Linked DNA regions of Homo sapiens: region 1 is linked to region 2. The links are chromatin loops, found by intact Hi-C in ENCODE. Cell type or tissue: A673. All regions are shown on one strand.

The links. A loop is a pair of places that touch in the nucleus more often than their neighbours do. Peaks named below come from ENCODE experiments on the same cell type or tissue, not always from the same donor. Only the 100,000 strongest peaks of a DNase experiment are listed, where the experiment ranks them.
Region 1: it touches region 2 in a loop (2.1-fold over the local background); 2 of 110 quality-filtered maps call a loop at or near these places.

What each region holds. Positions count from the first base shown.
Region 1 is chr11:100,558,220-100,566,219 of GRCh38, forward strand. No RefSeq gene overlaps it. Among named protein-coding and RNA genes, the nearest start is that of ARHGAP42, 130 kb to the right of the region's middle. In A673, no CTCF peak of the experiment used is centred here; a DNase peak (open chromatin) is centred at 4,072; H3K27ac peaks cover 300 bases.
Region 2 is chr11:100,235,354-100,243,353 of GRCh38, forward strand. The region is part of intron 16 of CNTN5 (contactin 5); the gene reads left to right. Among named protein-coding and RNA genes, the nearest start is that of ARHGAP42, 450 kb to the right of the region's middle. In A673, no CTCF peak of the experiment used is centred here; a DNase peak (open chromatin) is centred at 4,898.

The DNA of each region.
Region 1 (8,000 bases), 320 kb after region 2:
CCCTGCCCTATCTGCCGTGGCTGCTCTATAACCAAGTATCGAACCAAGATAAATGAACTTTGCACATTTAAATTTTTGACTCTTAAAAGTTAACTGGGAATAAGAAGTTCTTAAATGTTGGAATCAGAATCTTAGAACTGAAGAGGACCTTGGAGGTTAACCAATTTGACTTCCTCACTTCACAAATGAGTCACCTGAGCAATTCCTTTGCCAAGTAGATGTGATTAATTCTATCTTAGAGAAAAATATGGCCAGAGAAGTGATCTGTTCAGGATTGAAAATCTAATGGATCAGGAAACCACAACATCAGTTCGTATCTGTCTGACTCTAAAATTTGATTATCTCCCGTGACACCATCCTGCCTTTCATAAAATTCCTCAGAAGCAAGAATATGGTTTATAGAGATCCAAGAACAGAGAGCTTTAGAAGAGACACAAAGAAAACCCTTAAACAGTGTAAGATGAGCCTTCACAGAGCAGGTAGGGAAAGACGTTGTCAAAGTACACCTTTCAAAATGTTAACTCTCATTCAAATATTTGGTAAATGTGTCAAAGATTTGTTTAATGCATCAGAGACAGGACCAGCAGGATAGTAAAGCTGGTTCAAAGAGCATTTGCAGAACAGAGGTTTATATAGGCATTCAGGAAGGCAATGATGGGCTGGGTGCGGTGGCTCACACCTGTAATCCCAGCACTTTGGTAGGCCGAGGTGGGCAGATCACTTGAGGTCAGGAGTTTGAGAGCAGCCTGGCCAATATGGCAAACCCCCCCTTTCCTAAAATTCCCAAAAAAAAAAAAAAAAAAAAAAAAAAAACAATTAGCCGGACATGGTGCATACCTGTAGTCTCAACTACTTGGGAGGCTGAGGCAGGAGAATTCATTGAGCCCAAGAGGCAGAGGCTGCAGTGAGCTGAGATCGCACCACTGCACTCCAGCCTGGGCAATGGAACGAGACTCTGTCTCAAAAAAAAAAAAAAAAAAAAAAAGGAAGGTAGTGATGAAACAGGTTTGATAAATTTGGCTTTTATTATAAAAACTGGTTTATGACCTATAGGGCAATAAAACCACAAGCTTGGGGTTTAGGTTTTTCTACTGAGAGAATAAATTTACATCTCTATTGATAAAAATCATTTATAATTTATCAGTCTGCTTACTATGCAGAATTCAAGCCCTAATCAATAGTAAATAGTATATCAAAGTTTCATTTCTCTAGAGAAATACTCTCTTGGGGTAGTTGCCTAGTAGCTATCTGGCAACTATGTATTTAAAGTTATATTCCTTGACCAGCACTTGAAGTCCTTAGTTTTTGGGGCCAATTAAGTATGGAGCAAAGTATACTAATAATTGACCATGCTGGGGGTAGAGTTGGCCTCCTTTTATAAAAGCTAAGAAGCAAAGAAAAAAAGTGAGCATAAACAGAATATCATGCCACCTCATCCCAGAGATGACCCACAGAAGTAACCTCAGGCAAGGCTATAAATTTACTCCAAAAGTAACTTTGTTTACAATGGAACACAGACAGTTGGACACTAGCACCTGATATAAAGGAGTTCTGGGCATCCCAATCCTATTCTCAGGAAAAAATGGTCTTTTCATTCCATTTCTATCTTGCTTCTTGCCTCAAAATCTGTTCTTGTATTTAACTGTCTCCAAGTTTTTTACCTAACCTGGAATTCTTAACTGAGCACCTTGGATCTGTTGGCAGGTTTGTCATGAACAGCTTAAAATCATGACACTTGAATGAATAGAAAATCATCTTTTCCTTTTACCTTGGCGGAAACAAGGTTGGAACTTTTCAGTGAAACATACACTATAAAGTAAAAGAAAATCCACAATATCATATCAAAGAATATTTAGAAAGCATAGTCAATTTCTGGTGTGGCTTTAATTAACTTAAGCTCATTAAGAATCCTTCCATATCATTGGGGGATTCTGCTCAAGGAAATTAAAGTATTTTTTTTTCTTTTCCTCATGTATAACTGGGGAACCGTGCCTGGAAAAAATAAAATCAATCACCTTTTCTTCAACCTTATCTTTCCCCTTTTCCCACTTCTTTTTCCACCTCCTATCTTTGCTCTAGCATGAAGCTTCAAAGAGGCTCCAGTGACCGTTCACCTCTCTTCCTCCCATCTGAAAGTTAATGTGTTCAAAGGAATCCAGTAGACTGATTACTCTCATTTTTGTCCCTGCTGTATCTTAGAGGGGGAAAAAAAAGTAAAGGCAAAGTCCAGGCATTTAACTGCCTACTCAACTTCTATTCTAAAACTAACTTAACTCTGTCTACTGGCAGAATTGAGTCCAATGATAGTAATTGCTTCTGAAAAGCAAAAGACAGTCAGAAGTCTATTTTAACTTCTCCTTGACTCCTTATTATCAATGAATGTGCCTTCCTGTATGCCAGCTTGGAAATATAAATACCTGTTTCTAAAAGTACAGCATATAATGGCTGAGAAGGTTGAGAAATTGAGATCGCTGATCAAGATCCATTAGCGCCCTAGTACACTCTGAACATTGATTGGCAGTAAATACAGTAGCAAGCATGAAACTTGATAGAATGGGACACAGGCCAACCACAGGCAGACATACAAAACCTAATCTGAGGGCAGTATAAGAGACAAGGGACAAATTTAGGTTCCCAGCCTGGCACACACAGTGTAAAAGATCCAAATATGGTCTTTTCCCCTACAAATTTTTTTTCTTAGGAGAAGATGGAATCACCCTAGAGACTGCATCCAATTTTATCTGCATATACATATTAGTTTAATTCAAAGTGGTCTCCCCGTCCCTTTAATAAAACTAAATGAGAAATATGACAAGTCATGTAAAAAGGGCTAATAAGTTTACAAGATCTTCCTTCTGAAGTGGCAATTTTAAGTTAATTTTTTAGTGAACTTTTATACTTTAATAAAAACTTGTACTTTATTTTAAGGGAAATAGAGCCTCCTGCTCTCTTTATGCTTAATTTAGAATATCTGCAAAATACAGTATATTTTTTTGAAATCTTCTTGGGGAAATGATTCTTATTCTTATCTCTGTTGCTACATTGACCAATGCTCTGCCTCTTCCCTGGTATTTTATCCAGTAAATGTTCTCTTGCAAGGGAAGTTTTTCCAGCTGGAAAATATTCAGAGATTTTCTGATCTAAGGTTACTGTTGTTTGGTTCTTCCCACACTAATATCCTTAGTGAGTCCTAGACTTTATACTCCTCTCAAAATCTTGCCTTTTTAAAAAAAACTTTTAAGCTCTGAAGTTTTTAAGCTCTAAGTTAATTCACTAAGTTAATGAAATTGCTGACTCTCCATTTTCTAATTTCTTTTCCAACTGCAGGCAGATCTGCTTCTCCTTTTAATGGTGTTCTGTTTTTCTGTAAGTTTATCTTTCCTTTTTATGCAGTTTCAGATGAAGGTTTATTTGCTTTTTGACTTCAACTTGCCCCATGAAGAGCAACAGTTTTCACTAGGCCTGAGTGCCTTCCTGTTTTTCTTCATCTTTCCCGTAATTCTTGTATATGTTGCTTAAAATTTGGTATCAAACACCACAAAGTGACTCTGCAGACTTTAAATAGAAGGAAGATTATATTTAAAAGTTTGGGGTATCTCATAGAATTGAGGGAATGATTAAGCAGTCAAGACTCTGTAAGTTAAGGAACGAAGGCAGCTGGGGATATTGAAGCACCTGGAGTTTATGGAATTTCAATGATCATCTTTTCAGAGCAAATAGAAAAATGAGTTATAATGCAACTGAAAAATAAATAGATACAAAGATAGAGAAAACAGACTATAGATACAATGTACAATATAATCCCAGTTTTGAAAAAGAAATAAGGTATAGTATTATCATAATGGATCACATATTAGAATAATGATTTTCTTCATTGTATTTGTCTATTCTCAAATTAACATGTATTACTCGTGTGATTTTTGAAGTTTGAAAGTAAAATATCTCTCTGTTGTGGAGTTATAAATAAATGACCTCTGTGAACACATCATTCATCAGAACCATCCATTAGTGTTTATTAACTTCTGGCTGGTGGCCCAACACATTCCTCTGCAATGTGTTGGCTCTCCGCAGTTTTTGCATTGTGTGGGATTTGAATAAACTTCAATACCCCAGAGAAGGTCCAGTCTTTTCTCTCTGCCTCTCTAAACTGTTGCAAGAAGAACTGGCTCTTCCAGCTCTCTATTTCCTTCTGTGATTCTGCTACCCTTTTCATGCAGTTCCCTCTGGAACTCAGTTCTAGAAGATCTCATTCTTTGTCTAACATCATTTTGTTGGATCTTGAAGACTGTGGGTGTTATTGCCTTTCATGGGACAGGAAAGGGAATTATGACTGCCTCCACAGGAAAATAAAATTTTGCAGTGGGTAATATTGGTTACAGAACAGCATAAAGAAGAAACAACACCATGTTTTCAGTGTAATTCAAATATAATGTGAGACATAAGAGAGTCTCAATCCATACTACCAGAAAAAGCAGAATATAAACATATATATAAGAAGATTCCATTTGTAAAAATATGCCTATATTACTATCTTTAACTTGGATCACCACAAATAAATTTTTCTTTTTGCTCATCAGTGTTCCCTAGTTGTTGTTTTTTCCCCTTAAATAAACCTGTGTGACTTATTTTAAACATTAAAAAGGTAAAATTATAACTGCAGGTGGGTTACATATTGTCAGGAAGAGACTACATACACATGAACACCCCGCTGCATCTTCCCAATTGGCCGGCCAAGATTTCAGAAACGGTGGAAGTGAGGTAGCTGCACAGAGCTGGAGCAAATGCAGCCCACCTCGGCCTGGCTTTTTCCTCACCCCTGACTCCCCTACAGGGTATGCAGCTGCCTGCAACACTCACTGGCCAGAGAGAATCCTGACAGAGCTGGGGAAAAAAAATTTAAAAGGTAAATGTTTGCTGCACCACTGCCATACTTGGTTTGACTCTCATAATTATGTTGGTTGTAGGATATGGTTCAGAAATCCTTTTCCCACGGTAGCACTGAAACTGAGATCCAGCCGCCCACTAGAGTTCATTGTGGCCATTTATAAATACATATAATATTGTTAAACTTACCATTATCCTGCTCAATCTATGCGTTCCATTACTCTCAGAGTAGGCACTACTCTACTATACTAGACAAGTAATACTGTACTAGACAAGGATGGGGCCTAATAACTGTGGCATGTGCCCCTCCGTAAAACCGGCTCTTGCCTTAGCTTTTGGAGGGCTTTAGATTGTGGGTAACCTTCGCTATCCACAGTGGAAGCCCAGGATTTTCTTTATCTATCCTGTTTCCTGACCTGACTCTTCTTTCTAGTGTTCCGTTCCCTTTAGTGTTCTTCCACTTTTTTAGGACACTCCAGCTGGGTTTTAAAATTCAGCATGCCCCTTGAAGACAGAACAGTCCTTTCCTCACCACATACAGAGCTGACAGTGCTCTGCTTTCGCCTGAGGATAGGTGGAATGGTACTGATTGTCTGCAGTTGAGAAGCAAAAGTATGGCTTCCTGACCAATTCATGAAAAATGCCTTGAGCTAATTACTAGTGGTTAAAGAAACACTGCCACGGGAACAGCACTCCTCCAGACTGATGTCACCAACAGCGTGCTTACAGCTTCTCCTCATATGTGAAAACAAATACCTATGCTTTTATGATTGCAGAGGAGAAAAAGTAATGTCTTTTTCTTATTCATTACAAGGTTCACGTCTAAGACTCCTATAACAAAAGATAGATTAACAAGAGAAAAGCATGCAAATTTGTTTAATCTAATTTTTATGTGACAGATGTCAGAAATGACGGCCCAAAGAAATGGGGAAATCTGTGTGTTTTTATGGACAGTCACGCAGGAGTGTGATTAAAGGACAAAAGGGTATAATCTAATGGCAATAAAGCGGGATAAGTTTTATATCTAATGGCAATAAGTTGGGCTAAAATAAATAATCTATATGGCAGTAAACTATGGTATAATCTAATGGCAATAAACTGGGGTAAATTATATAATCTAATGGCAATAAACTGGGATAAAATAAATTTAGCAAGGCCTGTTTATTCAGATTCTTCTTGGCATCCCTGAGGCATTCCTTCCTTCAGGGTATAAGGTAGGACACCTGTCACATGGAGGTCTTCGGGGGAGGAGGAAGGAAGCATTTTAGTCTGTTTTGTGTTGCTGTACAGGAATACATGAGGCTGGGTAATTTCTAAAGAAAAGAGGTTTATTTGGCTCAAAGTTCTTCAGGCTGTACAAGAAGCGTGGCACCAGCATCTGTGCAGCTTCTGGTGAGGTCATTTGTGCTGTATCTAACAGCAGAGAGGGTCAAAGGGGAAGCAGCACACGTGAAGAGAGCACAAACCCAAGAGGTGTCCAGGCTTTGTAACAAACCAGTCTCTCAGGAACAAACCCATGTTCCTGAGTACCAATCCAGTCTTGCAGGATTGAGAACTCACTACCAAGAAGGGCACCAACTCACTCATGAGATGTCCACTCTCATGACCCAAACACCCTCCACTAGGCCCCACACTTCACTGGAGGTCAAATTTCAACATGAGATTTAGTGGGGACAAACAAACCATACCCAAACCACAGCAAGAAGGGAGATCAGAGGCTGATCATCCCAGGTATTGTGACCTGCTCGGGGAAGAAAGGTAAAAGAAAGTAAGAGTAGCCTAAGACAAAATCATACCTTTGAAAGTGAATTTGATATAAACTCTGCTATTAACTGACACTCGTTATTTATAAATAAACTCATTAAATATAAGGCTATCTTCATGGTGCTTGGAATGTACCCCTACCTCAGGAAATGAGCAGTGCTTCCTACACTGGGTGCTGCAGGGACAGGAAGAAAAAAATGATACAATGATCTTTTCCCATGTACTCATCTGAAATATTGTGCTTTGCCTTATTTTTTTAAATTCCTGGGCTTCCGTAGCTGTTACTATTGAACAGAAAGCCCCTCTTTCCTTGTTATTTCTCCTTCCTAGCACAGCAAGTTCTAATTCCCACCTCCCTTTCAGCATTCCAATTCTAGAATATTCTTCTACAGTTCCCTACATTTACAGCTGTTTTTTCCTAGTTTCTGCATGCTCCTTTAGGTGGTTCCATTCTTTCTCTGACTACGGAGAACCAATGCTTTACTGGATCCTGAGGGCACATTGAGTGGTAGTGAGTTACCAGAGGCATGAAGAGGAAGTGTGTCTCCTTAGCCTATCCAGACAACATCCTGATTTGATTACCTATGGTTGGAATTGAAAGTAAACAGAGATATTACCAAATTGGTAGTCCACATCCCAAAATCCATGCTACCAAAAAGACATTTATAGATTATTTGTAGGAGAAAAGCCAGTACACCAATGTAAGAATTTATCATCTCATTTTTATAAAAAGAGATATCTTTACACTTCCTTAAGATACAAAATAAATGGTATTTATTATCATTTTGATTATCTATCTTTATTAATTACTCTCAAATCAACATATGCTATGGATAATTTTCAAATTTTGATGGTAAAATATTACCTCTGAAACAGCACATCAAATCTGGTAATAATTGTGATCACAAATAAATTCTCTGTTGATGCCAGCAGGCGTCCATGAACCTCTGGTCACTGGCACAGCCTGGGTGCCTGGTGTTCTCCGCAGTGGGACCTCGGAATCCCTTACCATAAGCCCCTCCTCTGGACTTTCCTTTTTTCATCTTTCAAAATGTCCAGGCTTCCAGTAACCTCTCACCACAGTAAAACCCTAGACACCCTTTTTCTATCTCTTCATTCTGTAACAAAACCAAACTCTCCCTTCCAGGTTTTCCATTTCTTCATGAGTTTTCCCTACCACTTCCAGGCAGGCCTACCATTATTTTTAAGTGTCAGCGTGTCCCTCTCGGTTAAGTCCAATTCTCTGTGCTTCACGTATGGTTAGCACTGTTTGAGCCTAGGATAAGATAAATGGAAGTGCCTACTTTGGACCAGAAAGCAAATTGCTCTTCATACTTTTTTAAGAAAAAAAA
Region 2 (8,000 bases):
GAAAGGAGCAGGCCTTCTGAAAGGTTGGAAGGCTCTGCATAGCTTCAGGGAGAATAGCTGAAGGCAGCTGTTCTCTGACCCTGAGGCAGAGGGCGAGGAGTATGCTGAGGGAGGAGGAGGCGGTAAGGTAGATGATGGTTCTTCCTCCCCTCCCTTTTTAGGCTCTTCCGTGTAGAGCAGGGCCAAAGCAGCCCTAACTAAGGCCCATAATGTTAAAGATATTACTGGGACCCATTGCCCTTGTACATTATGTCTTTTAAGATTTCTTCCCACTTGTTCCCAGAGCTCTAGGTCTAGTGTGCCTTCTTCTGGGAACCATGGGTTATGGAAAAACAACAGTTTGCATTAGGTCGCTTAATTGGGCTTCAGAGACCAAGGCTCTGCTAGCTTTAAGCAGCTGTTTCAATACTTTTATATACTGTTGTCCCATGATGAATGCCCTCGAACTTGGAAATCCCCAGTGGGTACCAATTACTTACTGCCCACTCACTTCACTTTCGTTTTTTGAGGGTTCCGTCACAATCCATTGCAGCATTCCTCACATGGGGCACCACCTGCCAGGTCTGTCCCACAGACCCTGGCCTACGAATGAAATGAGTACTCAGACACAGGTATGCAGTGTAAGAGCAGCTAGGTGATTGCCTGACTCTAGTGGCCAGAGAGGAGCCCTGAGAAGCTGGAGCTGCTTGCTTTTATTCAGTGCAGGCACAATGCCAAAAACCTGGAGTCCATATAACCTGTAGGTAATTAACATTTATTTTTCCCTGTTCAGGGAACATCACGTGCACGGATGATCAAAGGTCAATTCCTAGTCAACATAAATAAACAAGGCTGTTTAAGATAAATTCCCCCACACTCCCTTGTACCTACTCCTTCTTTAAGCACTCACTCATTGGGGCAGCGTTAAGTCCAGTCCTGCACTCCCAGAGCTGGCTGCTCTGAGAGAGAGGACTGTGGGCCTTCCATCTGACCGAGGAAAGCCGCTGGCATTGCCCCAGTTTGGAACAGGACATGGAGGCTGGCCCCTCATGAAGTTTCCCGCCTGACTGCTTAGGGGATTGCCATTTTTATCAAATTTTGACTTGCAGAGATTTGCCCAATGTTTCCCCTTTTTACATTGGGGGCATATAAAAGGGGGTTCTTTTCCTGAGTGACTTTGGTCTTTACTATTGGGGCATTCCTGCTTCACATGACCTGGCTCTCAGCATAGAAAACAATTTGGGTTTTTCTCCCATTTCACTTTAGGAGGCTTTAATGCCACAGCCAATATCTGGCTTTGTGTGTTTCAGTCTCCACTAGCTGACATGCTCCTATAAGTTCCCCGACTGTAGCTGCCTTTCCTCTGATTGCCTGCATTGCCTTCAGCTATTCTCCCCCGAAGCTATGCAGAGCCTTCTGGCCTTTCAGAAGGCCTGCTCCTTTCCCTATAGTTTCTCTCACCTCTCTCACTGATCTCCTACAATTGTAAAGCCTGGAATGTACAGCCTTTTAGGGAATATACACTTCATATGGCCTGTTTTTGACAACCCAAATGTGGTCACCAAGAAAGAACTCCGCTGGGCGCGGTGGCTCACGCCTGTAATCCCAGCACTTTGGGAGGCCAAGGCGGGTGGATCACGAGGTCAGAAGATGGAGACAATCCTGGCTAACACAGTGAAACCCCGTCTCTACTAAAAATACAAAAAATTAGCCAGGTGTGGTGGTGGGCGCCTCTAGTCCCAGCTACTGGGGAGGCTGAGGCAGGAGAATGGCGTGAACCCGGGAGGCAGAGCTTGCAGTGAGCCGAGATCACAGCACTGCACTCCAGCCTGGGCGACAGAGCAAGACTCCGTCTCAAAAAAAAAAAAAAAAAAAAGAAAAGAAAGAATTCAAGTTCCAAGTAGAAGTTACTCTGAAAGGCAACCCACTGACTGACTGGTCACATCTCCTAAGAAGACAAAAGTAAAATTGGTAAGTTCACTCTAGTCTCTATTCCCCAATCGTACTTTATTTCAGTCTGTGTTCCAAAATACTAAATTCTTAATTATTTTCTTGATTTGGTGTAACACTACATACGATGTAGTCTGGTCCCAGAATGCTTCTTCACTGAACAATACAAAATCCATGCAGATTGAACAGAGGAAGGACTAGCGTTAATTGGAAGAAACTTTTGCTGACTTTTACTGCAGATTGAATTTTGTCCTCCCAAACACCTGGCAAAGGTAATGTCTCCGTTTCACTAAGTACTCCTTAATTTGGAATTACAAAGACGATTAGCTCTCTAATGAGTTACAGCAAGTGAGGTGAAAGAGTAGGGGAAAAAAACTGAACACCAGATGATTCTTTTTAATGCCAAGAAAAAAAAGGCTTTTTCTTGGTTAAAAATCTTTTAAATAAATTTCTCTCCTCTTTCATTTTACAAAACTAAAATATATAAATATTATTGCTTAGTATGTATGGGAAAAATCTGATTTCATAGAACATTACATGTAAAGATTGGCTGTCATGAGTACATAGGTCTCTACTCTGTATTATTGATTGAGTATATCAGTAAATTTACCTTTAGAAACTTATGAATCTGCTGGGGTACCTAACAAATTAGGAAGATGGGAAAAATAGTTCCTAGCTTTAGAAAAAACAGTTCATTATGAAAGAAACCTCTACAAGATTCAAAATGGGTAGGCATTGTAAAGATGAGATATAAAGGGTAATTCTCAGGTTATTTATGGGAGTGGAAAAGTAAAGGTGCATAAATTCAAGGTGAGCAAAAAGTAGTGGAGAAAAGGTCTGCTTGTATCTTTGCTGCAAATGTAGAATCAAGGTCTTTGGATTACCAGAACATTTAGCACTGGGTTTAGTCTATTGCTGATACTTACTTAGTAAATATTAGTTGAATTTCAGTAGTTTAATTAAAAAATGACTCAAAATTTTTAAAATGCCTGATAATCTGTTTACCCAACCAATCAGTATAGCATTAGAAAAATAACCCAGGATGGGATTTTATTCTCACTCTGGCACTAACTAAATAATCAGGCAAGTCATCCTACCTCTTTTGGACTTAATCTCCTCACTTGTCAAAAAAAAAAAAAAAAAAAAAAGGAGAAAGAAGAAGGAGAAGGCGAAAGAGAAGAGGGAAAAGGAGGAGAAGCAGAAGCAGCAGCAGCAGGAGGAGGAGAAGGGGGAAGAGGAGGAGGGGGTAGAAGAGGAGGAGGAGGAGGGGGAAGAAGAGGAGGAGGAAGAAAGAGGAGAGGAAAAAGAAGAAGAAGAAGAGGGGAAAATAATATTTAATTTTCTGGTTTACATAAAAGAATGAAATGAGGTTACAAACAGTAAATTGGTTTTTGGTAACTGGTAGATATTGTTGATATTCTCAAATCTAGGAAGAATTTCCATGTCCCTTATCTTTAAGATTAAATAGCTGAACCATTGTTCTTTATGGTATTCATAGGAGGGAAATAGTCTATATTTCTCCAATAGGTGATCTAAGCTCATTATCTATTGACAGAAATATCCAATAATATTCTGATTGTTGTGTCCATCTTATTTAATTACAATTTGATAATACATTCTAATGGTGATAGAGTACATTTTGACTACCTCTCCTTCCTCAGGCATTTGAATACTGAACATGTCTCAGATTGGCACGTTGATAGGCTTGGCATAATTGGGTTCTCTGTCAGTTTGCTGTCATTAGGATGAGCTGTGAATCACCATTAGGGCCATCTCAGTATATTCAGTTAACTGAGCTGATGAAATCTTGCATTCGTTTCCTGAAGTTGGTTGCACATATTAACATCTATTTATATTATTAAATATTCCATTGTGTTGACATCCATCCTTGAGCAAAATTGTAATGGATATCTTAGTTTACAGAAGGACTTTTCATGTGTGAAGTAAACACTGAAGAGCTTCAAGTGTAGTTAAACAAAATCACCAAGAAGATATAATTGAGTAAAAAGAAAGTTAAATATATAAATTATATTTCATTCTAGATAATATGTGTAGACCACGTCATATTTAGAGGTCATAGTTCAAGGGTACTGCTTTCATATCAGTGATAATCATCACTATATGCCTATGTAATAGTCATCAGGTTTATATCACATAAAATAAGAAATAAATATTTATTATAAAATGGAGCTAAATCACAGTATTCAATATTTATAAAATGTAAATATGCATTCTGTTAATGTTTACATAGGACTTTGCCATACCTTCAGTTGACAGTAAAGCAATGCAAAAATTATAATAAAGAGTAGAAAGCCTTTCAAAACACCACCAATGACACTAAAAGATTTGAAAATAATTGCAAAGTAGAATAATCAAATAAAATAGTCAGATTTTTTAAACAATAAAACCGAATAGTGTGAATGACTTTCAAGTTATTCTAGAATTGTCTTTAACTGTAAAACATTCTAGGACAAACATACAAAATCTCAAGAAAAGGAAATATTTTGCAAGTTACATAGGGTAATTATACTGAAGTGTCAGCATTCTCATTTGTCAGCACTCTGATTTGGTTAATTTAAATGTTCATTAATCACAAAAAAAGAATGGCATAAAACAAGCCTGCTTGAATTATATGTTTTGCTCAAGAGGTTATTGATTCATATAATTATTTCTTTCATACTAACTCAAGAAATAGAACTGTTATTAGTAAACTTCATTTGAAATACTTAATCACTGTTGCAAAGATGTTTTATCACCTGATCTGTATGAATCAGTAAATCAAAGCTCACATATTTGTTTCAAAACTTCAGCTCACAGATGTTAAGTCAAGATAATAAGCAGCATCAATCATACCTCACTGAACAAGATAGTCTGCATTACAGACACTCTCCCTGTAATCCATCCATTATATGGAACATCTGTTACAAATTATCAACACCCCGCCCCACACCCCCCGACCCCCGCCAGGGACTGCTCTATTTAAGTGCTTCTGCAATAACCCACTGTCTCCATTTCTCCAAATGAGTTAGATGGTGGCATCGGGATAGTACCAAGTTCACTGTCACCGTATGACAGCAGTCATCTTTCAGTCTGTGCTGAACTCCAATGGCACACTGCATAATGGTAAATGTTCTTCCTACAGTTGTATAGCAGAAATCCTCAGAGCATAAGCTAGTAGCCATCAGGAAACCACTGACAGTTCTTTCTCCACTATATATCAGTCATTGCCTAAGTTAAGCACTTAGTGTGTAATATTCATTGTTTTTCAAGTCCTTAGGAGAATATTGATTTGCTCATTTAGTTAAATATAAAATTAATGAGCCCAGATACATGTTTGTCAACTTTGGCTTATTTCCATGATCATGAAACATGTCTTGTAGAACATGTTGGTTTCCAGAAAAATCATGAGAATCTAAATAAATAAAGCAAGTACAAATTTATACTGCAGAAGAAGAATATTTTTTAAAGTGCCCTAGAGTTTACCCATATATTGTCAAGGTTGCACCTGTCTTAAAGAGAATGACTTTATAAATGTGTTGTCCTAGTGTGTCATTGGAAATAACAATTTCAAATTTACTCTGTGATAGGTTTGTGAAAATAAGTTACAAGGATATCTATTAATCATTAATAAGTGAATAGTGAGACTGAACAAATGTAAAAGTCCATATAGCCACACTTTATTTTCTTGATGTTAGTCTGCATTGCAGAATTCTAATGACACATACACAGTAAACCCAATATTGGATTTATAGAAAACTTTGTACAAACATGGTACTTTCCATATTTTAGCACCTCATATGGTATTTTCCTACAGGATTTCATTAGCTCATCTGTTCTTAGTGTTTATGCAATAGTAGTTTAATAAATAAATTTCAGGATAGCATCTAGGTTGCGTGAAGTTTTAAATAAACAAGTTACCTATTTGTAATTATTCGTACCAGTTTGTAAAAATACATCCTAAAATATCTGTTTTCCATTTCAGGATCACCTTCGATGGATGGACAGCATTACTTTTATAGTGGACTATATAAAGTGTCTACAAGTGTCTACAACTTCAACTCATGTAAAACTACATTAAATATTTATGCCTACTTTACTGCCTGGAAATCTTGATTAATTTACCTTTCACCTGAAGTTTGTGATAACTGACCAGGAAGTGTTTGTTTTTATAAAAAGGAAAAAACATTATTAAATAAACTTTTAAACATAGTGCTCTAGGGAGTCTTACGTTGGCAATTAAAAGCTTCAGCCAAAAATGACACAAGTCCTTTTGGCTCACAACTCACTAGTCTGAACCTATTACAGAGCTACATACAAAATGAAGGCATCAGAGTTCAAGTCTTCAAACGACAATCACATATTCACAAATTATACTTATCAGGATCAATGTCATTAAATTTCTTTGTATAAGGCTTGTGTGGGGAAAGGATGGTTTAATTTTTGCTTTTGCTTACAATGCAAATGGAAAAATAATCATGCTCTAAGTAAGACCGCAAGAGACCAGCATGCAAAGGATCCTCAGAAACTATCACTGTCATTGAAACCATGCTGACAGAATCTACTGAAAAAGTAACTGCCTGAAGCATCACAATTTACATTTGTTACAAAACCTTACTGCTAAGAAAAAATACTCATATGTTTTTAATGATTTAGATTTTCCCCAAAACAGTCCTACAGCCTTTGAGAGCTTTCATCAAATGTTTGCCTTATCGTTTCAATGGCTTCTTTCTTTGGACTTCTCTCATATGCTATCCAGTGGCTTCTGATTCACACTCAAAATAAAATCCAAGTTCCTTGCTATTGCCTTCTAATCCCTGTATAAACTGGCACTTGCTAATCTTTCTGACATTATCACCTCCACTCTCCTCTTGCTTTGCTATGCTCCAATTGCCATACTCATTAACACTTACAAATTTTGCCATTGCTGTTCTCTGCCTGGAAAACTCTTGCCCATATTGTTTATGTGGCTGGCTGGCTCCTTCTTATTTATTTCTCAACTCCCTATCAAATGTTGCCTACCTCTTCCCCATCCAATTTTCACCACTTTTTTTTCTTCATTGCGTTTGTTACTATCTGAAATTATCTTTCACTTGTTTATTGACTTTCTTCTCTTTAAAAGTCATAAGCAGTCACCTTCCCTATCTTGTTTACTACCTTAACCTGAGAAAAGTGGTTTAATTGGCTCACAGTTCCACAGGCTGTACAGGAAGTATGGCTGAGGAGGCCTCAGGAAACTTACAATCATGGTGGAATGCAAAAGGGAAGCAGGCACATCTTACATGGCCAGAGCAGGAGTAAGAGAGTGATGGCGGTGCTGCTACACACTTGTAAACAACCAGATCTCAGGAGAACTCACCACCACGACAGCACCAAGGGGGATGGTGTTAAACCATGAGAAATTGCCTGCATGATCCAGTCACCTCCTACCAGACCCTACGTCCAACAATAGGGATTACAATTTGACATGAGATTTGGGTGAGGACACAGATCTAAACCAGATTAACTATACAAATGAATGAATATGTAACCCCTTTTCCCCAAAGAGACTAATTACATTTTTAAAAATCAGACAAAGGAGGAAACATGGAAAGAACATGGAGCAGTCATTGAATAAACAATAATCATAGGCATTTAATATTAAATGTATTGTCATGTCTGATAACTTGTCAATAAGACAGACCAGCAGATACCGCGAAATAAAAGGGTAAGATACCTGAGAATGGTGTGGTAGGAGAGGGTTTTTAGGAATTCCCTTTGAAGCTTGGCACTTCCACCTCTGTAATCCTTCAGAATTTTCTCACGCTGCATCCTACTTTCCACCTCACCCTGTTCTTTGTAGTGTGCACGTGCGTGTGCACACACAGACACACACATATACACTCACTCCCACAAGAAACATGATCCAAATATTAAAAATTAAATGCAGATAGCAAAGAACGATTCAGATGCTGAATTCTGGCTACAGGGAGTGTATAGCAAAGAAATTAGAAAATCTAAACCAAAGGCTTCAGTGTTCACTGACATTTTATGTGCAAGAGGGGAGTTGCTATACTATCAGTTGATACATCAAC